2 separate regions of the Mus musculus genome follow, and region 2 is linked to region 1. Evidence: chromatin loops called from intact Hi-C (ENCODE). Cell type or tissue: left cerebral cortex. All regions are shown on one strand. Links, peaks and the distances in the headings refer to the core of each region. The heading gives the core; the rest is flanking DNA.

Region 1 (16,316 bases), core at 4,211-12,210:
GAGATTGTGTCTCCTAGATATGACAGGGAAACTTCAACCATGGTACCCTATCAATATGTCTGCCTAAACAAGACCTGAAGAAGTACAACACCAACAGACATGCTAACATGGAAGAAGAAATGCTAATCTTAAAGAGCCTTGCCCTTAAACAAAGAACAACAGGCAACTAAGGCATAGGGATGGGTAGAGAAACGACCCTTCCCAGGGATGAGCCGCCTCATTGGTCATCCAAAAGCAAATGGGCAGCAAACCAGATACATACAAATAAAACTAAGCAAGTAACACCAAGTGAGCTGAACAGATTATATTTTAGACTTGTGTGTGTGTGTGTGTGAAATGCCAATTTTAAAGAACAAAGGCCATGATTTCAAAAGGAAGCATGATGGGAAGACAAATGGGAGGGAAAGGATGGAGAAAAGGGAAGGGGAAAATGATATAGCTGTATTTTAATTTTTTAAAAAAGGGGCATGAAGTTGGGGATGTGTATATAGAAGGAGTTAAGGGGAGGAAGAAGTATATTTTTTAAAAATTAAAAGAAGAAGAAAGGGGTTGGGTTGAAAGGGAGTAATAATTACAGTTGAACATTTTGGCTTCCAGTCTAGAGATGCCACCTTGAACCACAGTCGATGCTCAGAACATGCTCACTGAAGCAGAGAAAGAGGACACTACTGAGCCTGACCCTTCCATGAGGCCCTATAGATGCCTTCCTACTCTGTCTGTTCACCACTGCCTTCATGGCCTGATAATTTCTCCTTAATCATCCTTAGTAGTACCCACAGAGAAGCAGCGACCAAAGAAGACTGAGATCCACAGCACTGTCTCATATATATATATGTGTGTGTGTGTGTGTGTGTGTGTGTGTGTGTGTGTGTGTATACACAAGTATAACAGAGCATCCCGGCATCCCTTGCCTAAGCTGTCAACTACTAATCCTGAGTTCTTGCTACAGTCACAGTTTCTCTTTTCCTGCCTACTTTGATATGAATCCCTTTGTCTCTAAGCCATTCTCAAACTGTCCCAATTTTGAGAGTGCCATCTGTTTTCCCTCAGGATACTGATACAGCCATCACACCCCTTAGTTAGTCGTTGTCAAGGTTATTTCCTCACATCTGCCTCTTGTATGCCATTTTTTCTTCTTCATTGCTAAGGATTATGTCCAGGGCCTTGCACATGCTGGCCAAGTAAGTGAACCACATTTGAGCTATACCTCTGGATCATGGCCTTATGAAACTTGCTATGTATTCTAAGCTCCTTCCTCAACTTCTATATGCTAGGATCACACAATGCTCCTGCCTCAGTTTCCATGTGCTAGGATTACAGATCTGATTGCATACCACCACACCCAGATTTCATATAAGATTTCTTTCATATTTTTCTAAATGTTCTATGGAAGAAAAATTCAATGACATCATCATTCTCCAGAAAACAGACGGTGCAGATGTGGCAAAGCCCTCTTACTAGGAGACTCGAAAATCTGAAAGCAGAGTCTAAGACAGAGGCCTCCTTACAGATGGTTTGTTTCTGAATACAACACTGGGGAGCCAGAGTCCAGGGGAGGGAAGATGGAAAGGGGGTGGCACAAAGTGAACACATGCAGGAGCTATTGTGGTGGCTGAGGCAACAGGATGTAGCTCCATAAACAACTTCTGAGGTCCTTACAAACACGACTCCGACCCTCTGTCTAGGACATCAAGAAGAAAAGCATTTACCTGTCTGCAGTGGTTAAGAATGGCCCCAAGCAGCCATTGCATCTCTAGTTAAACATTCAAGAATGCCAGACCTGGACATGCGCTTTCTATGTGACGTTAGAGAAACTTCAAGCCAAAAAGTGTTATGAGCATGCTGTCTGAAGGTTACCAAAGCATCCTCAGCACAAGGCTGACTTAAATGGAATCTGATTAAGCAATCATCATGTTCCCTGCCCAAGGAAGAATGGGTCCACCTGTGTACAGAGTTAAGCTCATTGGAGAACGTTCTCTCTTAGTGTAGTATTTGCAGAGGAGTTGCCACCAGCAGCAGTTATGAGAACTTACACATGTTCTCAAGCCCTGGACATGAGGTTGGATGCTTGAGTGAAAAGAAGGTATTTGTGAGATACTAAATTTGGCTCTCCTTTAAAGCATGGGCTTATATGTTATGTATGTTTATAATGGGCTACACCTGGACCAGCCCAGAGACAATTCACATGGGGAATTTCTAGCTGTTCCAGTCTAGATCCTGCTAAGAGTAATTTACCCCAGTCCCTAACAACAACAACAACAACAACAACAAAATCAGTAAAAACACACGAGAGAGAGAGAGAGACAGAGAAAGAGAGAGACAGAGAAAGAGAGAGACAGAGAGAGACAAAGAGAGAGACAAAGAGAAGAGAAGAGAGAGAGACAGAGAGAGAGAAAGAGAGAGAGAGAGAGAGAGGGAGGGAGGGAGGGAGGGGGGGGAGGGAGGGAGGGAGGGAGAGGTTCTCAAGTGTAGTTAAAAGCACTTACTGCTCTTGCAGAGGACCCAGATTTGGTTTTCAGAACCTATGTGGTGGCTCACAACTGTCTATAACTTCAGTTCCAAGGAATTTGATACTGTTTCTGGCTTCTAGATACTGGACACACATGTTCATATTTATACATTCAGGGGAAACATTCATACACATAAAATAAAAATAAATAAATATAAAACAATAAAGATGTTCTTAAGTGAATCCAAACCTTCATCCCCATTCATCCTTGAACCCAACTTATAGTCCCAGGTCTAATCCAAAAGCAGATCTTCAGCAGGTTAGGTAGAAAACACAGTGACTAGGTACTGGTAACATTATAGAGCTTTACCAAGAAAACACAATTCCTTACTTAGTCACATTTGTAACTCATATGCTTCTTTAGCAGAATTCAGAGAGAACAAAATCTAGTCTGAGTCATGTTGTGGCTTGAGACTGAAGTAGAGATAGCAGACAGCCTTCATATCTTAACTTATAACTGCTCACAACACCAAAGCAAGCATACACTTTGTAAGCTAATTGTAAGTCAAATTAATATCACCACAAAGATAGTTCAACTCTCCCACTGACTGATGTAGAACAGAAACCTGTAAAAGACATATTCTATTTTCCTTTTGCATGCAAAACATATTCATATGAAATATGGTCACAGTAACTTGAATGATGATCTGTTTCAACTTCATTTTAGATTCTTCCGGTGTTCAGAGAAGTCATAAAATACGCAAGCCACCAAACCACATGACCTAAAAAGATTTAGAAACATGTCCAGAAACCACGAGGTTTTTTTTTGTTTTTTTTTTTTTTGTTTTTTGTTTTTTTTTTATCTACTGGTAGGAATATACTCAAATCACAACCATTGTTAAGAATTTAACTTCAGCTGCAGTAGTTAAGGGACAAGACTACAATGATTGAACACTCATCTGCAGAAACTGTCACTTGATTTCACACACCCACCCTCCTGTTTTTACACAGGACTTCACTATGCCACCCTGCTCATCTGGAACTCAATCTGTAGAGCAACCTCTGCTGAAACTCACAGAGATCCACCAGCCCCTACCTCCAAGTGCCTGAAATTAAAGATGTATGCCACCAATGGACTTATTGCCTCTTACTCCAAAACTTCACATCCTCTAAGGTTTCTAAATGTATTATGCTCCGAGTTACTTGCATAATCTAAAGTGTGAATGAAATCCCTTGAGTGGGATGGCCACAGGTATCTTCATCCATGAAGCTTCCTCAAAATAAACTCAGATCACAAATATATCCCTACACAGCAATCATAAAGATAAAATATTCCAATTATTTTCTCCCTCTCTGAGATGAGCTGGTTCGTTAAGTCCCAAAACATACAATAACACAAATGACAGAGAAATTTATCAATTGGAGACTGTGATGAAAGGGGACTGAGAGAAGTGATTTGTGGGTAAATTATGATCAGACCAGAATTGGAGCTACATTAAAAGATGTTTTGACTCATTAATAAGTGATTGAACTTGACAAGTGCTGAAAGGAATCTGAGAGATGGATAGTGCCCCGGGTTATGGTCAGTGAGGCAGGATGTTGAGCTGAGAAGAAATACTTGATTTCTTTGGCCAAGTATATGGTTCCCAGGGCCTCAATAAGTTCTTGGCAAAAGTGTAAAGAATGTGGCCAGAGCCTGTCTTGCCTGCTGCATGATGACCAAGGTAGATATCAAGGAATGGAGAAACAGGCAACCAAAATTCACTTGTGATTTCCTGCCTCAGCTGTGGATAAGGATTGGAAATAATCAGTGCTGTTTTTATGACCAGAAAACATCAGACAAATGAAAAAAAAATCAAACTTTCCCTGGACCCACCATTAGGTACAGTTGTAGAACAGACTGCCACCCTGAAACCTGAACAAACAGAATGTTCAGGAGATACGGTCAAGATCTACTCTCAGAATAGAAGCCGTGGGAACCTGTTTATAGGTGAGAACCCTTACATGGTTATTTGGGATCTGGGATGGCCTGCTGGGTTAAATACTTGCTGAGCAAGCATGAAGACCTGAGTTCAGAGCCCTAAAACCTATATTAAAAGCTGGAAGTGGTGACATATGCTTGTAACCCCAATAAGGAGCAGGAGGGGGCAGACACTGGCCAATCCCTAAGGTAATAAGTGGTAAGCTTCCTTAGTGTTCTTGGCATGATGAAAGTAGCATTAAAACCACACACACACACACACACACACACACAAAAAAAAAAAAAAAAAAAAAAAAACTTAGGGAATTTTCAGGCTTCATATGTAACTTGGCTGAATCTACTGATCAAGCTCCTATCTCAGTTTCAATGAACAGAAACATTGCTCAAAGTAGCTTCATAGACATAGGAATATGTCAGCTTCTGTTACTAGCAACCAGGGGTAGAGTTGTTGTTGTTTTTGTTGTTGTCATTGTTGTTGTTTAATTAAAATCTAAGTATAATTTTAAAATATAGATCTGTCCATTTCCTCATCTTTACCTTTTTTTCCCCATCTTTTCTTACATCTACTTCTCCTTCTAAGTCAATCCCATTCCCAACTTATGTAAACATTACTCTTAGTTTGGTGGGGCAATAGCCAGCATATTCTTACTCATAGACTATTCCAGTCCTAAAACCCCAGCAGAAGGGCAAGTTTATTTCTCTAAGAGTTCATGTGATACCCCAGAGAAGGACTGAAACTGGTCTGTCAATCACTGTTCCTGGAATGATTGCCTAGAGTGTGCTGTGGCCAGTAGTTGCACTAGCACCCCATGGAATGAGAAAAGGCCGTTCTGTCAAGAGAAGGATGGGACTGTTGCTAGGAGAAAACAAGAGATGAAGACATCTATGAATGACAAAAACAAGAGTTGTTCGCTATATTCTCATCTTGATTTCCCAGCATGCATGTTTATCCAATACATGTCTTTTCAAAAGTATCCTTTGCCTGAGAAGCCGTGAAGTTTCTCCCTAAAGAAGACGTTGCTGTCTATAAACACTATGACAAAATATAACTTGGGAAGTAAAAGGTTTGTTTGCTTTACATGCTCCAGTCACAGTTCATCACTGAGGGAAGCCAGGGCAGGTAGGAGCTCAGGGCAGGAACCTAAAGTCAAGAACTGAACCAGAGACAATGGAGGAATGACTACTGCTTACTGGTTCACTTTTCATGGCTTGCTCGCCTCACATTTTTACACAACTCAGGCCTGAGAATTTCCTCAGGGGTTGAATCATTCCAGAGCCCTTCCTAACAGTCCTTATACAGTGATGTTCCCCTGGACAGCCATGATGTTCCCCTCTGACCCAGAAAGAGGGTATGAGGAATGTCATAGAGAAGTCTTATCTTTGTAACTAGTGGTACTCACTAAACACTAAATTGTTCTCTGGCCAGGAAACAGTGAGACAAAGAATCAAAGGAAACATACAAACCAACAAAGGAGAGCTGGGCAGCTATGCTACACAACAGACAAGGGAACACCAGGAATGCTTCAGAGTATACCCAGAGGAGTCACTGAGGAAGACCGAGTGGCAATATGGGAAGCCTTATGCTGTAGCCTGTTGCATCCTAAAGGGCTCCTTCCATGGGTGTCCGCCTAGGTGAAATTCCTGACTTATGCCACAGGAAAAAAAAAAAAAAACTTCTGAACTAGTCAATGTGAAGCAAAGTTGGAGTTTAATTGTTTAACTTCTAGTGTAGATTTAAGTAAAGGCTTTAAGAGGGACATTAAAAAAAAAGTGTAAGAAAAGGACACACATGCATACCCCTGTGTGGCCATGGACTTCTCAAGAGAGTTGTCACAGGTCTCTTTCTAGATGTGTGGTTTCCAAGCTAGCATAACTCCTTAAAACTCTAGTAAAATTTTAATGGAATCAATTCTGGGAAAGCTCCATTAACTTGGAACCAGTTCCAGAAATCTTGGCCAGTCACGATTTGTAAATCTAAATTCTGACTTAGTTACAAGCCTTGGTTCTTTGCCGAAGTTCCCACTCTCTGTTTTATGCATCAGTCTTAGTCACTGTTTTGAGACTATATGAGGCAATAGATGGGGATACTAGGACAGAGCCAATCTGCCTCTGGCTCCTGGGTCTTTGTATAGGGCTAACTATTAGCTATATTTAGCACTGTGCCATAAAAAAGAAAGTATTTGGGAGGTGTACTCATGTGCTCTGAGCTTTCTCTGTTTATGGTCTTTTTATGTATTAAAGTGAGGATTGGACCACTATTTTAACACTCACAACTCCACAATATATAATTATATAATTATATATATGTGTGTGTGTGTGTGTGTGTGTGTGTGTGTGTGTAATATATAATTATCTTACCCTTAGTGGTCTAAATTTTATATCTATGGTTTTTTTCTCTGCTTTTAACTCTCAAACTTATCCTTTTCTTTGAAGAAAATGGTAGAGAATTCAAAGTGGGTAATATTTAATATTTCTTTAGCAAATGTCCCATCACTCAATAATTTGTAAGCTCATAGTATAAACTTGCAAAGGTGCTAATGACCTGCCTTATGTACTAGGGCCTTCCAAAGACTGTTAATTACTATGATAGGCAAATCTTTGCTCTTAAATGACAGGCACACAGCAAATAACATGCAGAAGTAGCTCATGTGCTGAGGTGGTCCACAAGGTGACTCAGAACTATACAGACTTGGTTTATAGGTTATTCTCTCACTCATGCTTTTCCCAAGTTGTTGTTCTAATGCTCTTTCAGGAAACAGTCTTATCCTGAGTGATGAGAAGATGACCCCCTGCAGCCCCCAGGCCCAAGGAGTCCAGGTACATCTAGCAGAATAAGAAGAGTAATTGTGCGTAGGTCGTAAAATGCTGTTAGTATTTTCTCCAGCCCTCAGTTACAGTCCAACAATTAATTTTGTGGGCCTTAATCACAGCAAAGTGACAGACTTTGGTAAAATAACAGTTATAAATGCCGCCCCTTTCCAACATACTCACACCACATAGAAGAGTCTCCCAAATAAAGAGTGGGTCTTAATTGCTAAATTAAACAGGGAAGATACACAAAGGACAATGATTCTATAGCTTAACTTCATTCACGTTGATATTCCTAATGAGACATGCATAGTGTCTTGACTAAAATCCTGAGGTTTAAAGTCCACAGAGTATTTCAGTGAGAGAAGAGAGCTCTGCCACTCACAAAAATGCAGATATCTACCCATGCATCCTACAAAAAAGACATCATGAACCATGAACATATATAAAAAGTCCCTTCATCACGGGCTCTTTACCATCTTGTGGGTGGCTTTCTTTGAGTGCCAATTTGGCTAAACATAGGCAACGCATGTCAATCTACGTATTCTTCCAATCATTTTCAGAATGAGACAACATCTATGCTATACAAAGACTGGTGCTCTGGACCTGAAGTAATGAGGTAAACCATCTCTTTTATTAGTCTGTACCACATTAGTGCTTCTGTGAACCTCAGTGCGCTAAGCAGAATAATACATGGAAGAAAAAAGAGTCAGAAAGGCAAGTTTTATTGTAACAATAATATGTAAGAGTCACGGTGGGTAGGATGCTTGGCACTGACTGCCTGGTCCAAAAAGACAGCTGAGCTATTTGAAACATGTTAGGGGCATGGTTCAGGACTAACCACCAGAACAGTCCTGGACCCTGAAAGCTTGTGGGGAGAGATGGCCTAAAGAAGGAAGGAACAGGAGGCAGAAAGACAGTGGTCCATGTACTGAAAGCATTGTCTAGGTGCTCAGTTTTAAATGGGTATTTTCTTGAGTATAATCCTAAAGTAAAGAAAATGTATCTTACACAATAATGTGGAGTATTTTTTAACCTCTGTCTATTATATCATATCCTAAGCATTGTGGAGTTGCTTTTAAAAGACTGGAGGAATCTCTTTATTTCCCCAAACAAAATCTTATAAGAAAACCTTACCTGTAGGGATGCCGTTCCTTTAGCTAATAACTGCTCCAAACTCAGAGCTAAGCAATAGCACAGGGCCGGATCAAGTAAGATCTATCAGTACAATTCCTGTTGAAGACAAGTGGAATCTGGAACCTCCTGCAGAACGAAGTTCCAAATACCTAGGGACCTACGCTCACTCTGTCATTCATCATTCAGTCAGAGGTAGAACTGCCTGCAGTAGTTCACAGATCAACCATCAGGATGTTTAGCTGCATCTATCATTTTTATGCTACTTTAAAATAAAAGAACTGCAAATTTCCCACCTCCCTGTTTCTAAAAACTGTATTCCTCCTACAGCTGACTTAAACTCTTCTGCTTTAAGTAGAGAAGCAACACCCCCCTTTACTGGGATTGGGGGAGCTTACCTATTTCTACTGTCATTTTATTTCTGGAAAGAAATCCAGGTGGGAGGGTGAGAGCAGAGTTAGGTCGGTGGAGCGAGAAATCAAATAATGGTCCTGTAGGCAGTTGAAGCCTAAGGGTAGAGGAGTAGGAGGCGCAGAAGCGTGACTGTTATAAAGGCAACAGGAGAGAAAGCCTGGAAGTTAAGACCACAAGAAGAAGAAAATGTCACTCACTAAGGATGCCCACAGATGAGCAGTGTCAGAGAGAAGCATGATGTTAAGGAGAGCCCTATAGAGGTCATCAGATGACCAGAAAAAATATTGCACAATAAAGAAATATCCATAGAAACACACTTTTCTCATGAAGGCATTATTATCTTGCTGCCTTTTAGCTAAAGAAGCTCTTAGGGTCCAATTCCTGGTCAAACTCGAGATCATTCTGTCACTGAATGGAATACGATGCCATCAAAACACACTGAACAGCTACCGCATAGAAAGAGTTAACCCTGCCTCCCAGGAGCTCTCTGGATGGAAAGAGAGAAGAGGCAACCCCAAACAAATCTAATATTGACTCATTGGTTTGGCTACTGTGTGCTCAGTACCTATCCTGAGCTCAGTATCGGGCTGAACAGATGGACATATGAGCCAGCAACAACAGGAGCATTTCCTCAGCTCCTAGAAAACACACGATTTAGAGACGACAGTCAAACAAATAACCACACAAGCAACTGTAGAATTGTCAAGTATGGGCTATCAAGCTGGGTCTCAGAGAACTATGAGAACTTATCCTGTGGGATTTGATCTCAGCACAGAATCTGGGAAAAGCTTCCCCAGCTGAGATATGGAGGGAGGGGGAACCTAAGACTTAACTCAGCATATAGACAGGAATAAGTATTCTAGCAAGATCTGTAGAGGTCAGGAAGGCATCTGGATGCAGGACTGACAAGGTGAGACAAGTCCTAAATAGGAACTTATAAACACAAGGAGGGTTTTTTTTTTTAAATCATCATCTGGGAGTGATGGAGAGCCATAAAACCTTTATGATAGGTCTATATAAGAAATGCTGTGAGCACGAAGAGGATGCAGCTGGTTCTTACTGAAAGGTGACAAGTCTGATAGTACTGCCGAGAAGGTCTGACATTTGCGCTGGGTTCTGTCAGACAGTGATGACAGTGGGTTATGTGGTGAAGCCAAGTAGGTGAGCAAGAACAGGGAAGTAGCGTGACACAGCAGGATACATGATGTTGTGGCTGTGATGGCAAGTGGTTGGGGAGCATTTGGTTGCTGAAGGAGCTGGCAATGATATCAATAAACCACACTTGAGCAATGGAGGTGTGTGTTGGAAACATGAAGTATGAGAAGAAAAAAAGAAAAAAGAACATCTAGAAAGGTTAAGACAAAGTTGATTTCTACTGAGAATATTGGGATCTAGAGGTTCAGTTTTCTTACCAAAGCCTAGGACTGTCTTCCTTTTCTCTTTTAGGCAATCCCATAGGTAAACATGTTTCTATGGCCATAATTAGGTACTTCTGTTCCGAGAAGCTGTTCTAGCTCTGGGAGGGTGTCTATCAAACACCAAGGCTCCCCCAGGTTGCGTTCTCATTCCTGAACCCCATAGTGTTGTTTCTAGTTCTTTGCCTTGATGCCAACCTTTGTTGTTCAGATTCCTTGTTAAGGGTTCTTGAACCTGTGTCATATGGACTCAACCATCTGATATTCATGTTCAAGTTCTTCTCAAATTGACTTCCCAAATTCCTTGCCTTCCATCCCTCCATGGCCACATCTGTTTTTAGATTCTTCAAGCACTTTGAGGCTCACAAGCACCATATGGACACCTTTTGTGCCCTCTCCACTACTTGTCCAGTCAGTTTCCTCACTTGATTCTTTCTGATCCATTTTACCAGTCTTTTTCAAAAAGACCCCGGTATATGTTGTCATGTGCAAACCCAGCCAAATAAATGAGACACAGTGGGTTTTTCATAGTTCCCAGTATTCCCACAAGTGCCCCTCTTGCCCTATATTACTATGTCTAGCTCATTCTCTTTAGCTTTCTGGACTGTCTAAAGGAATATAGCATCTGTAGACCTCCAAATATAAGTTACTCCAGTCTTCCCAGCTTCTTGGTCGCAACTGAGAGGGAAGCTGATACTAGCTCACATTTTTCCACATCAGTATCATAGTTCTGGGAAACCACATTAAACGCTTTCCTTTCCAACTATGACGAGGACCTACTGTTGTTTCACAAGAGGATGTAGGCAGCATGCTTAGCTGAATAGCTGACACACAGCCAGTGTTCACTGAGGATTCCTATAATAAACACTTCAGCAATGGGAATATACAGATTCACTTTATTGCATTGTATTTTTTTCCTGGGATTAGGTTGCATGGCAACTGGCTAATGAGCTAAGCAACAAGTAGACGATTTAGACCAGCAGTGACAAGTATCTTCTGTGAAGGACCAGGGAGTGAGCAGTTTAGACTTTCCAGGCAACATAATCTTTGTCTCAAGAATGCCATGGTGCCTTTAAAGACGATAATTAACCACCAAATCTAGTCAACAAATAGATGTGGCCATGTCTCAATGGACTATACACAAGCCGGTATAGAGTCAGGAGGTTCTGCTTAGCTGACCTTGAATGCTAGATACCTTGCAATGAGATCACATCCTGGTAAAGCTGGAGTCTTGTGAGACCAAACAGCATACTATAATAGGTCAGCTGTTTGCGCTCACGGTAGCATGGCTGTCTAGAGGTCGAAGCTCACTACCAATGCTCAGCATTTCATTAACCCAGTAAAAGATCAAAATCTAAAATTTGAGTATGATTTCTGCATGTGTCACTTTTGTGCCATTATAAAGTCTAAAGGGCATAAGTCAAAATCATGATATGTTAGAGACCATCTAATCAGATTTCCAGTGACTATAATGACTAATTGATTCTCCAACTTGCATGGTTTTAATATGAACAGTTCAGTGCAGATTCATATACTAAGCACTTGGTGTCCATCAAAGTGATTCTCTTTGGGGAGATCATAGGAACTTGAGGAAATTGTGCCTAGCTAGAGGAAGTAGGTCTCATGGAGTGTGCCTTTGAAGACTATATACATAGTTCCTAGTTTTCTGCCATCCCCCTGCCACACCATCTTCCTTCCCAGCCATGAGGTGGACAGCCTCTTCTTTTATACAGTCCATGAATATTCTGCCTCACAACTAATCCAGATACATGAAACCAAATAATCATAGATTGAACCTTCTAAGTCAGTGGTTCTCAATCTTCCTAATGCTGTGACCCTTTAACACAGATTCTCTTGTTGGAGTGATCCCCAAACATTAAATTATTTTTGTTGCTACTTCACAGCTGTAATTTTGCTGCTATTATGAATTACAATGTAAATGTCTATGTTTTCTGATGGCCTTTGGTGACCCCTGTGAAAGGGTCATTCCACACTCAAAGGGGTAGCAATCCACAAGCTTAGAACCACTGCTCTAAAACCATGAAACAAAGTTAAGTCCTTTCTTCTTTGAATTGCTTTTCTCGAGTATTTGGTCACAGCAATGAAAAGTACAAATACATGAATTCCTAGAGAGAAGCTGTGTCTTCAAAGGCTGATCAACCGATTAGAACTTCAGGCCATGAAGAGGTTGGAATGCTGCCAATCAGGGACCGAATTTAACCCCCTAGACCATTATTCTGCACCTACTCTTGTGTTAGACTTAACACTTTGTAACTAACAATAGAAAGCCTTTAGAATGTAATAACAGATCCCTATGTTTCACCAATCAATGGACTCAGAATGCTGTCAGATAGCACTTAATGCCTACAGCAGAGTTTTCTATAGCAGTTTTTCCTTCCTTTCTATTGCCTACATACCTAATGTATTTGCCAATGTATTTAAAAAGTGTCTTGATTTACAGCTATCTTTATTCTGTTACCATAAAATTTTCACAAAATTATATTCACATTAGAATACGGAGTTTGGGGTGGCCTAAATCTGTGTTCCTGAGCAATAGTCATATTTGGCTCTAAAATATACGCTATCTTATTTCCTTTGAGGTGTAAGTTGTGCTTTTGTATCAAAAACTTTGTTTGATTATTTTAACAAATATTCATAGAGCCTATTGTGCTGAGTGCCAGGAATTCAGTGGTAAGATAATAGATGCAGTTTCTGCTCAGTAAAAATGGGAGATATGTAGAGAAGTCAGATGTGGATCCAATAAGCACCCACATGAAGATATAAACATCATTAAGGCGATGAAGGAAAGATACAGAATGTTTTGAGACCATTTGACAACAAGATGTTTGCTTCTTTGTTTATCTGGTAACACTGCATAGAGAAGTCTCTGAGGAACTCTTACACGAGCCAGGATCGGGAATCTGGGGATGAGCTAACCAAATGGAAGAAGCCGTGGGAAGGCTTCCCAAGCACAGGATGGATCAAGTGCAAAGATCTGTGTGTGAATACGCAAAGAACTGAAGGAAGATCAGTATGGCCAAAGCACATGTTTCAGAGATCCGTGGTTTAAGATGAGATGAAGGAGTCTTCCCTAGCAACCTAGCCATTCAGATATGCAATTAGTTGAAGATTATGATCCTTAGTCTAAGAGCAATGCAAGCTGATAGATAATAAGCCTTGAAATATAACATCACTTGTATGTGAAACATTATGCCTTCAACTCAGCATTAAAGTGAAATAAAGATAGGTATTGTGGTGATTAGTGTAAATAGTCAGCTTGACAAAAATCTAGAATCATCTGGGAGAAGGTCCTCTGGGTACGCCTATGAGAGACTAGCTTAATTCCATTAACTGAGGTGGGCCGACCTGCTCACTCCAGTGGTGACCATTCACACAGCTGAGGTCCTGGGCTATGCAGAATGGAGAAAGCAAGCTGAGCACTAGCAAGCATCCATTCACTATTATTTTTTTTTACTTCCTGATTGTGAATACAATGTGATCAGGGGCTTTAAGATCCTGCTACCTTGACATCTCTACCATGAGGTACTGTGAGCTGAAATCAGATCTTTCTCTATGAAGTTGCTTTTGTCAGAGTATTTTGTCACAGTTACAGAAAAAGAAACTAAGAAAGACAATATCACAATGAGAGAACCTTCCAGATACGGTGAAATCATTCTTTTTAAGAGGTGGGGGGACTCAGTAATCTGGTGATTTACAAGTAAAACAAACACTTACTTGCATCATGGAAAAATTCATTTAAACTCTTTTTTGACCTGTGGAAAATAAAGACAAATTTGAATGCTTGTCTTAGCAATGGCAGCCTTTTGATCTTCTTGATGTTTCTTTCTTTCAGTGGAAAAATGCCAATATATTTGCATAAAAGTTTATTCACACACAGTTTTGGTGACCTACTGATTCAACTTGTTCTTCAACTTGACTTAATTTCCACACAGGAAACATTTTGGTTCAGACAGCAGACGGGTTGTAGCAAAAGGTATCTCCTATTTGATTTAAAATCAAACCTCTTGGAAATAAGTTATTATCAAAGATTATTGGTTACTTGGCTACCTGTTAAAAGGAGTTAAATAAAAGAGACCATCCTTTTAGGGTCCTTTATTTGTTCATGTTCCTCATTATGGTACCAAAATTACCAAGGTCTAGAAAAATGCTTCTCAACAAAAGGGGTTTTGTATACCTAAGGGCCACTTTTGGTTGCCATAGTATTTGGAGTGGGAGGAGACTGTTAGGAGAATCTGGGAATGATATTCATATTGACTATACTACAATATACATAGCAGTCCTTCCCATCTTAAAGTAACAAAGGATCTCTATGAAACTCTCTCACCTAGAACTATCTATAGGATGTTCCAGGTCATATCTCCTACCCCACCTTCTCCCCTTCCTCCTTCTCCTTCTCCCCCCTCCTTCTCCTCTTTCTCTTCTCTTCCTGTTTTTAATTTGCATAGTATATAATCTGACCCACATGACTATTCCCCTTTCCATTCCCAGGTTACTGTTTTCTTTTAACCCTTGCCTTCTCATGACTGAAGCTTGCCTTTAAGAAAGCATATGAAGTCCTCTAAGACACTGACTATAAGAGTTCCTGCTTTACTAATGAAATTCTATGCCAGAAACATTTTTGGAAAATAACTCAAAATGTAAATATTAAAAATATCTTCGATTACGTCTCTCCAGCCATCTATCCTCTGCTGGGAATAGACCCAAATACCTTCATTTCTGAGTCCACCTATCTTACTTGATATGGTTCCAACTGTTAAAGTGCCTCCACATTTTGAACTAAGATATAAAAACTTAATATGTGCCCTGATGCTCTTGGCTGAGTCACCGGTGGTTCATAAGCTAAAGTGATGTTTCTTGGCTTTCTCATAAACCATTAAATTTCTCATGAACACAGGTCATTTCCCCTCTGGTATTTATTAGCATCTATAGTTGCATAGCTAAGTTCTAATCACAGTGAACCATGTCCTCATTCTGTCAATCATTTTCTCTCACTTTGCATGCCTTACTACCCTACATTCATTCTTGTCCCCTCTCTACCAAGCAAGCAGACTTTTAAACATGTCTATTTTATCTTCCCAATGTTAGTGTATTAGTAATATACTGTAAATATATATATAATATATAATAAACATATATAACTATAAATAAATAATATAGTGTAAATCTGTAGTTTGCAATGTTGACTGGCCCTCTCAGAATCTCTTTCTGCTGTACCAATTTCCACATGTCCACTTTCACTTTATGCCTTTCTTCTTCCTTCCTCCTTAGCTACACTGGATTCTCCAAGCCCTTTAAGCATGTTCTGTTTCAATTCAGGCTTTACCTATTGGCTCTCCTCTCTCTGATTGGCATGCTGTTCCATCTACTTTCATAGTTTCTACCTATCTTTCAAGTTTTTGCTCAGTCATCATTTCTCAAAGGAACTTCCTTGACTTCAATCTAGATATAGAACATTTGAGAGTACTTAATTATGCCTGTATCTTTCATTTATTGTTAATGTTGGCCTCCTCTGGTAGACTTTAAATCAAACTATGAGTGGGTGTGCAAAAAGCATCTTGCATTTTAAGCTATTAAAACACTTTCAATCTTTTTTATCTTCTATTTTGTAACCACATGCTATGGATGCAATGCTCCCTCTAACAAAGAGGAAGACTTGGGCAAATGTAATAACGATCTGGCTTCTCATATAGAATTGTTCAGTGAGCCACATTTGTGAGTTCCAATATAGTCATTCTTCTTGTGATAGTCTCCTCTAAGAAGGTATTAGATATCTCTTGTGCTACATCTCATGTGCTTCTGGATCGCTCTGCACTCTAGTGGTGTAGTGTTATTCATTAGGGTGATGTACCTGCTCACACATCTCTAGCTTTTAGCCCTAAGACTTTTCTAATGTAAGATACCAGAGGAAATGGAAAGCTTGAGATTTCAAGACAGTTAACACTTTGGGAAGCAGCACTTAGTCAATGGTGAGTAGCAATAATAATACCTATCTGCGCTATCGTCTTGGTCAGGCTCTTCTGAAGTATTCCCTGTGTCTTATTCAAGGGGCCTTGCATGGATTTAGCCACAGATGTTTACAATAAAAGTCAATCCA
Region 2 (16,316 bases), core at 2,917-10,916, 110 kb before region 1:
TCATTTTTTTTCCTTCTCTGTAGTGGGGTGACTGAGTTAGCTGGAAGAGAGGGCCATGAGAACAAATTCTCATTTATATCCCTAGAAGTTATCTGCCAGTTGGCTTTAGACTTTCCAGGGGTTCTCTTTTCCTCCTTCACATTCTGGGGCTTGGACTACTAAGGCAAGGTTGCCTCCCATTGCCCTCTCAATGCCTCTCTCCGCTCTGTCTGCTGGCAAAGTTGTGCTTTCTAACACAAGAGGCAGATATAACCCTAGGGGATCAAAATGTCCCCCATGGTTCCAGCTGAATCCCCCAAATGTAACACTGCTGTGTTTTAAAGACTCGTACACTTTGCTTGTTTGTTTGTCTGACAACAGAACAGTAACAATATGAGAAATAACTGCTTGAAAAGCTAGGAGGTAAAGAGTCCAGGGTAAATTCCAAGTAACTCGAATGTCCTTCATGCTTGTAGGTTACAAGGGAGAAAACACCTGTATGGAATGGTGACATAATGAAGTAGTAATAGTGTCTGTGTGCTTTCTCATTTATATAGAGGAAAAACAAGCTTATGATAGATTTGAGCACCAACAGAATTCATTTCACAAACTTCAGAAAAATTCTCTGATTTTTCAAACAAGACTCAAGAATCGGAATTCTTTGCTTGCCTGGAAGTTGTAGGATTTCAACATAAGGATGGGCAACGGTTGGGGCAAAAAACACTGTCAAAGTTGAACTTCATCATAAAAGAGACCTGGCAGAGACCTCTTTAAAGGGAATTAATGTTTGAAGAATTTATATTTCATAGGCTGTCCAGAAGGTCTGCCAGGGTTTTCATGATGGCATACCTAGAAATGTAAGTATTAACAGTTGCTAATGTAAGTTGTTAATGTAAGTATTAACAGTTGCTAGAAAATAAACTCAAATGAAGCTTCCCCCCCCCCAAAAGAATGATGCTGAATCTCAACCAATAGGAAGCACTACCACTTCAAGCCATTCCCTCATCAACTACATCCTATCATTTCTGGGAGCTTAAACATGATACAAACACCCCCTGCCTCAATATGATGAACGTGTCTAGGAAGCAACCTAAAGATAGAAATGCTTACAGGAGGTGGGGGGATGAATGGGAAGTGAGTTGCCACAGTCTTCAGGATGCTTCCTCCCACTCCATGTCATCACCCAGTGGTGCAGCATGCTCCAACAATTATTAAGCACTGAATATATTTCAGAAATTTTGAAAGGCACGACACTAAATAGCAGAAAAAGAAAAGTACTGTTCCTTTCTTCAAATTGTTAAGTAAGGACATGCAATAGAGACAGAGTATGTGTCAGAGACAATGGCAAGATCAGAGATAATCCTAAGCAAGTGCTGCAGCCAATCACCTTCATTCACAGTCTGAAGAGTTACCATGATAAAAGAGGAACAGTTCTGAGATGTCACTAGGAGCAGGAGACAGAGGGAAGCTCTAAGAAGCAGCTATGCATGTGATTCATGCTTGGGGTAGGTGCTTTCCCCGCTCCAGCCTCACTCAGTGCCATTACCCTGTACCAGATGAAGAAGCTGAGGCTCTACAGTGGAAAAGGGGTTTCAGGAAAAGAAACTTACAAGGGGTGGTGATGTAGCTCAGTCAGTAGTGTGCTCGTCTAGGGAGCACGAAGCCCTGGGTTTGATCTCTAATACAGCATAAATTAGGCATGACAGACTAGGAAAGTAGAGGCAGGAGAGTAGAAAATTCAAGATCATACTCAGTTATGTGTAGGGTCAGACTGGGATGCAAGAGATGCTTTCAAAGGGAAGAAAGAAAAAGACAGAAAGAATGAAAGAGAGAGAGGGAGGGAGGGAGGGAGGGAGGGAGGGAGGGAGGGAGGAAATGATGGGGGAGGAAAGAAACAATTAAAAAATCAAGAAGTTAAATGGAAAGAAAATCAAGAAGTCAATGTTCATATTTTTGTGTTTTCTTCCCCTCTCTTTCTGCTCAATCCAAAAATCAAGAAAAGGGTCCTTTTCTTCTCTGGGCAGCTTGGGGGTCTTCTGTGCTGCACAGTATGGAGACAGATGTATAAATCCACGTGAATCTAAAAATACACAACTGAATCCATAGGAGAATAGAGAAGTCTAGAGAGTCTATGTGGACTGGGACAGAGGAAGAGTTCAAAGGAGTTTCCATTCTGGGGGTTGGGGGCAGGGGTAACAGTCTAAAGATAGAGATGCTAACAGAAGAGAGAGAGAGAGAGAGAGAGAGAGAGAGAGAGAGAGAGAGAGAGAGAGAGGAATAAGCTGTCATGTCTTCAAGAACGCTTCCTCCCATCTCCATACTCAAGCGAGTGCACACAATGACTTTTAATGCTAGACCAGTGTTTCTGGATTTTGGCCTGTCACTGAGCTAGTAGGATCATAAGTGGTAGGGGTTGCCAAAGTTTTCATCACTTGACAATTAAATGATAGGATGAGACCTTGAGCCCTTCACAGTAAAAGAAAACTTTGTGTAGGCTGCCCATGGGAAGATACTTGGCTTGTGGCTATGAAAGCGATTGGCTGGAAGTACCTCAGGAACCTTCTCTTTGGGATGACACAATAGCCTTACAGAGAATGGAAAGAATGGGGTATACACCTTTCCAGCATGAAAGATGGGGCTAGAACTAAGGAAAGGCAATTTCAGACGTGAACAAAAATAATTTACTCATGTGCAGTGACAGAGATGTCCCCATCATGTCGGGGTGTGAGGAGTGATGCCACTCTTCTGCCATAATGGGCCTCACATGTTGAAGAACTCACTTAACCATATTAGGTTGGAAATCCATTTCGTTTTGAGTCTGTAAGGCCATACAGGTACAATTACAAATATCAGTTTTCATTATTGTATTTTCAGATGTAAGTGGCATATTTATACCCCGCCTTCCCAAGAGCCTGATTAGCAGCCACTGCAAATTGGATTGGGGTGCTAAGAAATGGACCACCACGCCGTGGACAGCTATCGTCGGGTTGGGTGTCAGCCCAGCAGCTCTCATCTGCCCCCCATGCTCTTGCTTTCAGCTCCTTTTCTTGACAGCGGAGGATGCTGACAGCCCCACTGAATTCCCTAAACTCCGATTTTCTATCACACCAAAAGATGACAAATGAGGTTTTCACTCCTGTTGATGAGCACATCACGAAAATGACATAATGGTGTAATTTTTCGCCTCAAGACAAGGGAAAAAAATGTATTGGAAATCACTGTGTTCATGTTTTTGTTCCCTTTCCACCTTCATCTGACCATAGTTGTCACTCAGAGACTCTAAATAGAAGCAGAAATGGATGCTATTGTTGAATGGCTGCCTTGGTGTATGTCTATGACAAGGTCACACTCGTCCCAGTGGCTGGGACATGCTTCTTTTATTGAGAGGGGTTATCCAAGGAATGTTTTACAGACTGCTAACTGACATCGCAGAAATTGAATGTGACACCCCAAATGACATTTCGTGGGGAGAGATCCTGACAGACACCTATCTAGAGAAATTACTGCTTCCATGTATGCAGTATCCAATGTACACGCACTCTCTCCACTCTGCAATATTGCCTTTTAACCTCTTGTGGACAGTGAGCCCAAATTAACCTGGTAAGTTATTTAGGTGAAACACTTAAATTGAAGGAGAGCATCAAGGCAAACCATTTGTTTAGGGTTTTTTTTCTTATTAAATCTTGTGGAAGAGCATGCAGTGTTACCCAATGGCACACTACGTAGACTGAGTCATATTTCAGGAGCTTGAAGGCTCCACTGAGCAGAAAGGTCCTAGCTCTCACTTCTGAGGTGAGGAATGATTCACTGAGAACTAAAATGTCTGCTGTGTTTCCTAACTCCAACAAACAGGTTTGCTGTTGAGATGGAGACATGGTTCACTGGAAGAGTGCCTGCTTAAAATGGACATGACCCTATGTGTGGTACCCAGTGCTTTACAAAAGAAAAGAAAGGGAGGGAGGGAGGGAGGGAGGGAGGGAAGGCAGGCAGGCAGGCAGGCAGGCAAAAATTTTAATTTATGCTTCTACAGTCCTCTGAAAGGCAAAGGTACTCACAACCAAAGCTACCACTCAGATAGGTAATGCCCTCCATTGTCTCAGTTTACCACCTCCTTATTTCAGTAAAATATGGTTCAGCTCTGTGGGGTTGGTGTCTGCATGTTTCACTTTTACACATGGGTTTCCGTACATCTCACACACTCTCACCTGGCACCCACACTCAGAAAGGGTTCTACACTGTTGCACGACTGAAAGTTTTCCCACTCTCTCTGGACTCTGCACGAATGCTTTCATTCTGCAATATTAAATGCTTGAAAGCTGCAGCTTCATCTCCTAAGTGTGAAAAACCTTGAAAGGCTTAGAAGAATAGTTTTAGGTCATCTTTTATACTCACACAATTCTGCTGCTTAGAGACCTCCTGGCATAGTTTTTAAATATTAATAAACCAGGTTGTGGCTGAATTTTGGGATTGCTTAGCACTGACCAAACTAAGCCATAGCCCAATCTGCTGGGTCGTTTTTATAGAAATAAGACTTAGGATATCTTCATGGTAAGAATCCATGTGTGAATGGCCTCTCTGGAACGCACATCCTTGAGAAGTGAGCCTTCCCACGCTGACATTGGGCAAGGTCGTACAACTTAATTTGCCCAGTGGAGCAATAACAACCTCCACAAGTATAGAGATTTGGCAAGGCTTTTGTGCTCTGTTGCTCCCTCTAGCCTCTGTCATCACTGCGATTACATAACCAGGCAAGCTAGCTGGATGAATGTGAGAGATTCAGGAGAAGCTGATTGGCCCAGCCAAAGGCAGCACATCTGCAGCTGGGTTCATATGACTGCATCCTCAGCTGGTATCCATCTCAGACCTGAGTACCCCACTCCCCTCAGCTCCAGCCTCAATTGCCACCTTCAGCAACATGAGCAACAAAGTGGATTGGTGTGTGCCACTAGAGTGTTTGGTAGTTACATGTCATTTCTTTGGCAGCGAATGATTCCTAATTCTTCACCACATACCAGAGTTTTGGTACAAAGTTCAGTCAGGGATGAGTGTTGTGGCTTATAACTGTAATCATAGCCCTTGGGAGGCAGAAGCAGGAGGATCAAGAATTCAAAGACAACCTAGACCACACAGTGAATCCAAGGACAGCCTGACACAAGACTGTCTCCAAAAATAAGACAGCAACATACTGGTATCGAGAGCTTCGGTTGTGGAGGGAATGATTCAGGAGCTGGAGACAGAAAGATCACTAGGTGAAGGCTACATAATGAGACCTTGTCCATATGCCAGAGCAGGTTGGTACCTGGGGGAGGCTCCCCTAAGGGAAGGGGAATGAGAAAAGGAGGGTGTGAGGGTGGGACTGGAAGGAGATGGGAGGGTCTACAATCAGGTTGTAAACTTAATGAATGAATGATAGATAGACAGATAGATAGATAGATAGATAGATAGAATCTCATGGTACTCTGCTCTGTAATAAAGATGCCTAACATGTACAAAGTCCTGGGTAACACCTTGGCACTGCAAAAATTAATGTCTGTGACAGTAAAAATTTACAGCAGGAAAATGTTTTAGGGATTCTGCTCAGTAGTAGTTTTTAAATATTACAATGGAATGATTTCATGTTACAGCAAATATTACAACAGGAAGTTGTATCTAGATCATAAAATGGATCAAAGCTGATTAGCATGTGTCCATGAAAAGGTCAGTGGAGATAGGTCAAAGCTGGTCTCCATGAAAGTCAGTAGAGACAGGTCAAAGCTGGTCTCCATGAAAGTCAGTGGAGATAGGTCAAAGCTGGTCTCTATGAAAGTCAGTGGGGACTCACTCTACCCATCAGCCATCCAGACATACCTACTCAGTGCAGGAGATCGCTGTGGTTACAGTTTAGAAAATATTTCCAGTTTTATCAAGGAGACCAAGGCTCTAAAGGATTTAAGCAAGTTGGACAGTTATGTAGTGAATGAGCATCAATGCCATGACCAGAAGTCAACCTTCCTTCCATCCAGACATTCATGGTATGATAGCACGCAATGTGACCATTTCCCAAATCCACCTGCAGTAGATTTCTAACTCCCTCCCAGGAGACCACAGAACCAGAGCTATATCCTCTTCACCTTCTAGCCTCTCCTGGTCAGCTACATGACACCTGTTCTGGACACGATTAGGAGACAGGCTATGAGCCAACATGAAAAAGCACCTTCCTATTGGGATAGTTAACCATGCACAGCTGGATAGAACATGTGTAGCTCTGCTAATTCCAGCATTGTAACTCCATTTTTTCCTACAGTCTTCTCTCAGCCTTCCTTTTCTGTATCCAAAGTGCTCTCGTTAGGTCTGAAAACATAATCTGCCCCATTTATTCTTCCATAGTCTTTACAGGGAAGACTTTTCTCGTGGACTATTCCAAAATTTTCTGCTGTTGTCCGGGCTCCTTGCGCTGATCTTTTTTCATCAGGACAACTTTGCGGGACAATTCCTTCTACTCTTGACTATGGTTCTACTTCACTGCCCACCCCCCCATTTAGCAAACATGTTAACATATAAAATCCCATGTTGTAACCCTGTTATGCATTTTTTTCTTTAGAGATCTATGAAAAATTCTAGCCAGTTGTTAATCTATGAAACCTCTTTTTTTGATGTCACCTTGATGCCGGTCATCACTACCCAGAGAACCTCATCACAGCTCCAAAGGAAAATTTCAACCCAGGCATGTGTGTTATACATATTGTTTCCTCTCATTTTCAAAGACTCAAAACAAGAAATTCTAACTTCTTAGTGATAAGTTTTATGTAGGCTGAAATTTTCTAGAATCATTTTGTGGATATCCTGTTTACTAAGTACAAAATCCCAAAAGAAATAGTTTGTCATTGTGTGCAAATTCTTTAAGGCCAAAAATTTAGTGATTGTAGAGATTCTCAAGAAAAAAAAAGATCTAAAGTGTTTTCCTCACATGTGTCTCTCCCAAAATACTTTAAATATACCAAGAATGAATGATTGACTCAAGTCTACAGTCCTAGCAACTGGGGAGATTGAGTTGTGAACTGATCACAAGTTCAAGTCTTGCCCAGGCAGCACAGTGAGTTCTTGGCTAAAGCAGAAAACCTAGTGAGGGCCTTAGAGAAGCTGATGAGCTAGCTCTGTAGCAGAAAGCTCACCTAGCATGTGGTCGGCCTTGAGTTTAATGCACTATCCCCAGTGCCACAGAGAGAGAGGAGAAGGCTAGAACTTACAGGACACAGAACGATCATGTCTCAAGAGACATTAACTAACACATGATTTGAGACTGAATAAAAATTACCACTGTGAGGAAATCTGGTGGATAAGCCAAAGTGTTCAGGCTCTATCATTTCTTCTTTGTCATTTAGAAAAAGAAAGATATTGTTTGTTCTGCTTGTGGGTGTTTGCTTTCTTGTTTCTGCTCATCAGAAAACAGTCATTTATGACCATTTGTTCCATGTTCTAGTTTCAGTCTGGATCACTTCCACTACTCAATGAATTTTTACTATGAGCAATTATTAATACAGAAACATATAGTATTAAAATCATAGGGGTATTTTTTAGGAGCTCCAAGCCAATTCTGTACCATCTCTGAAAGTCCAATTTTGAAGTCACTTTCCGCACCCTTAAATGTGAGTGTACAACTGAGAATAGAGGAGATGCGTAGGAAGGACTTAGGTCTGAAAGAAAATCACTGTAAAAATCTACCTCTTCAATTGCATACAAAGAGGCTAAGAACCTACCGCCCTCACTGCAGACAGCCAAGCTGTCTGCCTTTGTTACCTCCAGCATGAAAATGTGTCATTATTTGCTAATCCTTGCCTTTATGCCTAAAGAGAGATATGAAGAGGCAGGAACACCTCCACTTCTCCCTAAATATGGAAAAATAAGCTATGTTTATTCATCTGCTTAGCCCCCACAAGTCACTTTCCAGACTCACTAAATGCTGGCTGTTCTCAGAAATGTACTAGCTAGAAGTGTCCCTTTTTTGGGGGGAAATCACAGGCAGTTGTAAACCAAATCTTTTTAAATTATCAAAAATTGATTAAGTAATAAGAAAAATTATAAATCTAAGCACATTGTGCTGAGACTAAAGGATCATATGATTGGTTGCAGTATTGCCAGTGTTATAGATTGGGAGGGGAACTTGACTGGACTTGAGACAGATGTTCCTCTGTCCATTTGACTAATGGAAGGCACATCCACTAAAATACACTTAATGTTGTGTTCCTTTCCCCCTCTCCCATGCTGGGATATTTACTCTCTTTGATGCTACTGAATAGGAGCTGGAATCTGCAGAGACCACAACTGCAAAGACTCCCCCAGGTAACTCTCAGTTGCTATGAGAAAATAAGCTTCCAGAAAACTCAACATGGTCCCGTCCTTTTCCCTCTAGAATACTGAAGCCATGGAAGCACAAAAGTTGACACTTTACCCTCTCTCTGCTCTCTCACAAATCACTAATCACTTAGGAGGAGAGTAATTTCTCATACCTTCTCGTTGGCTAAAATACAAATATGGCGTGTACTTAATAATTTTTGGCATTCCTATATCAATGGAGAAATATTTTAACTCCAACCATAATTCAAAGTGCTGGCTAAAGCAATACATTGACTGCAACTTTCTCTAAATATTTTTGAATAAATGAATAAATAAATGTGTTCCTAGAAATATAATCAGGTCATGAATCAGAGAGTGCAAACTACTCGCAGTTTTAAAGAGTGGAAAGGTTATTAGAGCTTAAATGAGGTAGGTTGAAGAGAGGGTGGAAGGAGAAGATTGCCTTTGAGGGGAGTGCGAAGGTATCATTTGGTGTAGGACCAGGGCTTTGCTTTGAACCAGACAAGGACAAACAGAAGCATTTGAGAAGGCATCTCTGTCCAGTTAGTGCATGCAAGCTGTTCAGCTTTCTATGATTTATAAGGAGTTAATCTCACTTTTAATATGAGTACTTTATTATAGAAGAGCTTTGCTCCCAGGGATTTGTTAATTGAGATGTCACCGTATTCCTGGTGGTTGTGAATCTTCCTCCTTGGGGAGCAGAGATGACCTTTGGAGCCAGCCAAAAGTCATTTAGCACCAAGCAGGGTGGGCCAAGCGGGAGATTCGTCTGAGTAATAGAGTCTAAGGACCAAACGAAGGAGATCATAAAACAGGAGTGACTCCTTCATGGGCTCCAAAATGGGTGCTGAAAGTGACTCCTGAGGACCCCAGTGTACCTGGACCAGCAGCATCAAAATACATACATCACCATCCAAGGTGACTCTTTCAAAGGAAACTTCATTTGCATGCCTGTGTGTGGATGCATTTACACTAGACAAAATTTACAATCTCAAGAAATTTTACAGGCACCTAATATCATTCACATGTATTTTGAGGGTGTCTACTCTGATGCGCTCACCCGATCCTAGCTTCCTTGTACCATATCCAACCTCTAGTCCTAGCCAAAGTTCCACACCCAGTGCTCCTGTCTCATCTGGTGAGTTCCCTGGGTCCTTCCCAGCCTGTTATACTGTTACACACTGAAATCTATATTTCAGGCAGCTGAGGCAGGAGGATTGCAAACTCAAGGCTGGCCTGGGTTATACAGTAAGACCCTGTCTCAAATAAAACGTATATATATATGTGCAATAATATGTGGGATGTATTTATGCTGAAAGATGTATGCGAAAGTCAAGTTTAAGTAGATGCTCTATATTTTATCTGGAAATGTCGCAAAAAGAACTCAAAAGTAGGGGAGTCAATGAGCGATTCACTAGTGGGATCTCTGAGCTTCCTCCAGTGGGGAGCTGTGGGGTCTCCAACATCCTCAGAATGTCACACACAGATGTGTCTAGGTGGCCCCAGGGAAGGAAGACAGAGCCTGTGCAGGTGTTGTTCCCAAGAGTTGAGGGGCTGAGGGGTTGAGTGTGGGGGTGGGGTGCAGGGAAAGAGAAGCTCCTGATACTGTGTGCATAAAGGAACTGCAACGGAGAAGAAAGGGGATTTTTTCCATGTATGGCTGTAGATTATGAATTGGATCTCCTTTAATGTTCCTTGCGAGAGCAAGTCAAGACTAAAATTGCTTTTTAAATTACTTTCAGTTAACTGGATTGTGTGTCTTTCAGTGATACTGCACAAAGATTAAGTCATAAATCCTCAGGGATTTATTTGAGTTGCAAACAGTGTAATTTTTCCTGTTTTCCTTCTCTTCAGTTCCCTATGGTGGAATCTGCGGCTGTTGCCACCCATGAGACCATTGCCAGGAAGCTACCAGGCAGCTGCTGAGACCAGATGTCTGACCTTTCCACCTCCCCCAAGTCCTATTGAGCCTCTCCAGCACTATTTCGCTATGGACCAGACCTCAGTCCAGGAAGCACATACTTTCAAAGCATGAGTATTACCTAAATGTTCTCCTCATGTATGTTTGTATTAAATGTGTGTGCCTATGAAGTTTCAGATGCCTACTTTTATCAAGAATTAGAATTGGTTAGCAATATTTTATAAGTGCGAAGCCATCAAAATAAGGGTCAAAGGGGGTGGGGGACTTGTCTTTAGAGTTTTGAGCTTTTTAAATAACAGAATCCAGTGAACCTGCTCCCTCCCAATCCAGGGAACATGGTCAATGGCTTTCTTAGGGGGTCGATCCACCTGTTAGTGACAGTCTGGCTTTTTCACAAAGATAGCCTGTGATTCGCTCTTGTAGCAAAGTCTGTTCGGGCTTGTTTTGCTCTCAGTGAATTGCACCAAAGCAGCTACTAAATTAGCCAGGTGATTGACTCTGGCTTTTACTCTTAGTTTAGCTTCAGTTTTCTGTTTTGTGCTGTCTCACCTCTCCCTGTGGCGGTTGCACCGATTGCTTGGAAGTGGTATTTGCCTTATGCCACGATGAATGCTTGCTTGTAAACCACTCCGAGATAACTCAGGCTCACTTCTGAGAACACGCTGGTGTTATTGTTCCTCTGTTCTTCTGCTCTCCTTTAGGTTCCTTTTCCCGTTGATTTTTTTTCTCCCTTTCCTTCTAAGAAATGTGTGTTTGACATTTACTGAAATTCCATATACTAAACCAGAAATGCCAGATGCTCTTCTTGCCATCAATAAACCTCTCGCTCTTGCCTTAAAGTTAACAGGAAACAATTATTGTGACAGAGTAATTTGCAACCGCGATAGGACTTTGTGAATTGGCAAGAAATTTTCATCGACACCAGTAGGTGCTTAAGAAGGAGGCTATTTTCGTTTCTAAATTCACACCTTCTTTATAAACTCAGTTTTCAAGGGGAGAAAGTGATTCTTCCATAGTTTGTCTAGTTTCATGGGGCATCTTCAGTTGCGTCTCGTCTCTCTGGGCAGAGGACACCTAGCCAGTGAAAATTCTGCACTATCTCATGTCTGAAGAAGGTACATTTAGTATTTAGCACTGTCATTTGTCCCTAAGTATTTAATGATGGTTCACACTTACAACAGAATGTAGTTTTCTGTCTGAAAACAATGAACAATGGAATTAGAAAGAAAATAAACAAATATGACTAATTGACTGGAGTTAGAGCTGAGAAGGAACCCACAAGTTGCCTTTGGCTTCTTTGTTCACCATGGCCTGTAAAAACATCTGTGAATAAAGGAAAAATTAAAAGGCTCATCAAATTTGAAGATGGTTCAAAGATAAAAGGAATATGGAAAATGACTCTGTCAGAATTCTAAATGGTCTTGACAGTCAAGAGAAATAATGAGCTGACTACAACTATCAGGTTTAACTGGGATAAATAAAATTGCAATTGGGCTTAAAAATCTAATTGTATGTAAGCAAGAGAAGAGAAATCTAGCTTAGTGGCCTTTGACATTTAGTCAATAGAAGACTCAACATTTTCTAGATCTCTCTTCTAACAAGTAAAGCCAAGGATGAGCCATGGACGAAAACCAATGGGAAAGTGGAGGTAGACGTTGGTGGTTGGGACATAATTTAAAGTGCTGTCAAAAAGAGCCACTCAGTGCAAAAAAAATCCATAGATGGCAACTTGGTGCTTGGCTGTCCCTTAACTGAGCTCTCTAGCAAGAAAATCAGGAGACAAAAATTCAAGTTCTCTAAATAAATAGCAGGTAATGAAAGATACAAACAACACGATGTGGTACCTCCCTATGCCTGCCCTGTACCTAGGTTGCTAAGAAGTAAGGTAGACCCAACCTAGTTAGTTTGAAGACTTCTCTGGAAGAGATACAGAATGGAGGAAGAATACCAATTCATCTGGCTGCTTCCCCATTTGGCAGGATCCAAACAGAATTGCCAACACTATCTGGGTACACTTTTCTGTCTACTGTGGCCTCTCATGAAACTAGCTAGCCACTCATGAGACCAACACTGATGGGACTTCATCTTTTTTCAGAATAAGGCATCTTCTTCAATTATGCCCAAGGAGAAGCACCCCAGCACAGTTGAGGTGCCCTCCAAGATCAGCAGCAGCAGGTAGTCCAGAGATGCTGAAAGGACATATGGCTTTTGTTCAACCTTTTTTATCTGGTTTCCAGTGTGTAGAAAATGGGTAGTTGGTGCAACCAGAGCCACAGAATGTTAGTAAAGAAAAAGCAACAAGATGCCTTTTTTAAAAAGCTACTGTCACTTCAAGCTATATATAGCCATCATGTTTTTTCAGTCACAGGCAGAGAATATGAAATACCCAGAGTTATTTAGTCATTAACAATGCAGTATTTATGGCCTGTGTTCTTTCCAAAAGTCAATAAAAATGTTTTAAGGCTTCAAAAGATTTACTGTTTACAAAATATAAAACTGATAAACTGAAATTAATAAATGTTTAATTAAACATCTACAAAATGTAACAAGATGTCAGCTACATTATTTGTGGTGTTCAGCGTTCATAAAATTTCATTACATTTGAAAATAATTTGTATGTTAGATATTCACATTTTATAGGAATTCCTGACTATGCACGATGCCTGAGCCAAGGCAATCATTGCCAATCATAAATTAAATGAGTTGCTCATATTTTTTTTTCAAAAGTACATGACTTGTAAAATCCTTTCAAAAACTTTATGACAGAAAGCAACCCATATGAGTTAACAACAGCTTTATTATGTGATACATAACATAGTGGAATTTTGGAAGGAATGGTGACCACACAGACCCACTGATGCCCTGTGGGGCTAGTCCTTTCTGCTATGAAGAAGCTGAGCGCTGTCTTCCTATCCAGGAACCGCCTCTCAAAAGGATCACCCTAAGACTTGGAATGTTTGCTTTCCATGTATTAGTTATTCAGACCAAATTAGGTGACGTCGTCTTTCTGTGCCACAGTTCTTTACAGATAACACAGGACTGACAATGTCTATCTTATTGGTTATGGATACTTTAGAATACTATCGATTCTAACCCAGGGCCTAACACATATTAGAACCTCAATAGTTACCATTAGTAACAGCGTTACATTGCAGAGTATGGAGAAAGAGAACCAGGCTGTGAAGCCTTCTATATTTTATGTCAAGTGGGAAGAGGTGAGGGATTTTTAGATTGGAAAAGAGACATTGACGCTAATGTCCTAAAGGCCCTTTCCATGAAGATGTATATGTATTCAACATTAAATATAACTCAGCGTAAAATGTGAATTGAATGGATGAATGAATAAATCCATCAGCTAAAGATGGCTAGATGTTAATACATGAAAGGCTATAAGGTCTGAATGTGTGCTTTCGGCTCTAGAGGACAAAACCAGAATCAGTGGTCCATAGCTGTAACGGAAGAAGATGTCTCCTATTTTTTTTAAGGGGTAGCTCTATTGAATTAGAACTAGCAAAAACTGGAATAACCTTCTTCACGTGGAGGTGCATTGCATACAAACCGAGATGGGGAAGAGAGACTGGAAGGCTGAGGGTGGAGAATACAGGCAGCCATACCTGAGACTCCAACAGGTTCCACGTTGCTGTGACCACTACATCTTGGATCACACACACACCTAAGTGACAGCACATTCTTAGTTGTACTTTCTACCCCAACGCCTGTCACATGTTACCAACTGGGAGAGAACTGCTCTGCTCGTCTACTATGGACATTTCCATTCAGATAGATGTGCGACGCTGGGCATGGTAGTGTTGTTGGGTGTGTTAGAGGTTATCCCTGCTTATCTTGTTGCTGTCTGGTCTATCATAAATATCAGAGAACAGGGAGGAGGAGGAGGAGGAGGAGGAGGAGGAGGAAGAGGAGGGGAAGGAGGAGGAGGAAGCATTTAATAATATGTTAACTAAAAGTTTAAAAGGAGAAGAAAGAGTAGAAAGGGAAAAGGAAGCTTTGTCCTAACTGCATTATAGCCTTGCATTCTTTAAGGAGAGTTCAATATAAGGGCTAGTTGAATGAATATAAGGGCTAGTTGAATGAATATAAGGGCTAGTTGAATGAATATAAGGGCTAGTTGAATGAATATAAGGGCTAGTTGAATGAAGTAGTAAGGCATTGAAATATTTTGAACAGTGGTTAATTCATCCCACTCACTAAAAAGGCAATGGAGTGGGAATTTTGGCATATACCTTTAATCCCAGCACCTCAGTAAGGTCAAGGCCAGCCTGGTTTACACAGCAAGTTACAGACTAACCAGGTCTGCATAGACAGGCCCAGGTTTTGTGTTGTTGTTGTTGTTGCTTGATTCTTTGTTTGTTTTATATAGCCCAATCTTTTCTGATGTTTCTATGCTGTTGGGGGATGCAGAACTTCTGAGACATTTGTTGTTGGCTGCCCATCTTTTAGAAGGCTAAAGTTACCACTTAGTTTCTGGCTTTGCTTCATGGCTACAGCTCCTCGTTGCCTCTTTTTGGCTGCTTAATGCCTGATGTTGTCAACCTCTCATCTATGTCTGCAAAGGTTTATCACCACAAGCAGGTTGCTGATGCCCAGTGACACACAATTGTTGGCTAGAAAAGGGTGATCCAGGTAAGGGTGTTTGATGACTCAGTTCATCCATTCTCAAGGCTCTTTTCCCTTCCGTGGCCACGTTTCCTTTCCCCCATCAACATGTCTCAGTTCTGACTAGCGAAACAGGGGTATGGCCTCTGAGGGCAGGACTGTTGTGACCTCTCCTGTGTTTTTAACAAGTTGCTAAAGAGAACTGCAGTAGCTTGGTTGCTACACCTCTTTTTCATAGGACAAGAGCCTGGTTTTCTAGCTGAGAGAACAGGCAGCACACCTAGGCATCTCAGAGCACTTTTCTTTCCTCCAGGTCAGTAAAAGCCAGACCTCCTGCTTTTAGCAAACTGTGTTGTCTAGTGGAGGGTTCCAAAGCCCTAGATTCAGGTCTTAAAACAGTTCTTTCTTAATGTCTGACCTTGGACAAAGAGATAAGTCTACCTCCCTGGGTCTTTGGTTCTAATCTGGAATGCTAGAGTAAAATAAGCTCTGTTGAAGTGAAGAAAACAGGTACGTAAGTGTGCTATAACAAAGCTCTCCCTATCTTTCAGACCAACTCAAACTTTTCACAGAGCATCTGCCCAGAGCACCTGAACACCCTGAGCCGATTCCACTGAGAAATAAATGCCCCTGAGGTTGTTTTTCCAGCAAGGAAAGGGTTTGTGCTGTGTCATCCCTCCTTTACCTGGGGTCCTCAGGGACAGGGCTGCCTGAGTTCAGGATACGGTCCAAGTCTAGGAAACAGCCTCTTTTCCCATTGTGCAAAGCTAATTGGCCCTTGTGGAAATTGGCCCTATGCCCTTAGACTAATTAACACTACTGCCTATTAGCTCCAGCTGAACTAACTTCTGAAAACACACACTCATTTTATTTAGTAGATAGCAATTTGCATTTTTAAAAGATAGCCTGCCCATAGCTTCTGGCCACTAAATGTGCCTCAGATTCCACACACGTCCAAGTCAGCATGGACTTGGCACACATTCTGGCTCCTGAGGTATAAGGAGGGGCAGTTGGAATAAGGAACTATCGGTTACACCCTCTCTGACACTAACTAAATGAACTTCCTGGAATAAGTGATTAGCCTCACAGGACCTGGTTTCTCTTCTGTAAAGTCAGAGAGTCGCCTAAAGGATCTCTAACCCCCATTCTTAGTGTATAAAGCTGTGATCTTTATAACCACACGCTCTGAGAACTTGGGGCTTCGCTGACAAATGGCAGTATTCAATGCCAGTAGGAGAGACTCAGTTAATAAGTGCCGCCCCATCATAAGCTGCACATATATCTCTTACTGAAAGATAACGAGAATTAGAAACATCACCAGCCAAACAATCAATGCCCACCCCCTTTAACCTGTGACCTCCCGCTCTGTCATTTAGTTGCCTGTGTCCAGATGTCCTTTCATAACTCAGGAGACCTTAATGAACCCTGAGCAAAACTAGCTGAGGAGAGGCTGACGTCAGGACTCGAT

Evidence for each region. Hi-C counts contacts between places; a loop is a spot of excess contacts. Peaks named below come from ENCODE experiments on the same cell type or tissue, not always from the same donor. Only the 100,000 strongest peaks of a DNase experiment are listed, where the experiment ranks them.
Region 2: a loop joins it to region 1, with 2.1 times the contacts of the local background. A loop is called at or near these places in 3 of 42 quality-filtered maps.

The regions. Positions count from the first base shown.
Region 1 is chr1:61,033,120-61,049,435 of GRCm38, reverse strand. No RefSeq gene overlaps it. Among named protein-coding and RNA genes, the nearest start is that of Icos, 63 kb to the right of the region's middle. In left cerebral cortex, for the core only: no CTCF peak of the experiment used is centred there; DNase peaks (open chromatin) are centred at 6,421, 8,786 and 11,015.
Region 2 is chr1:61,145,864-61,162,179 of GRCm38, reverse strand. No RefSeq gene overlaps it. Among named protein-coding and RNA genes, the nearest start is that of Icos, 180 kb to the right of the region's middle. In left cerebral cortex, for the core only: no CTCF peak of the experiment used is centred there; DNase peaks (open chromatin) are centred at 4,742 and 7,774.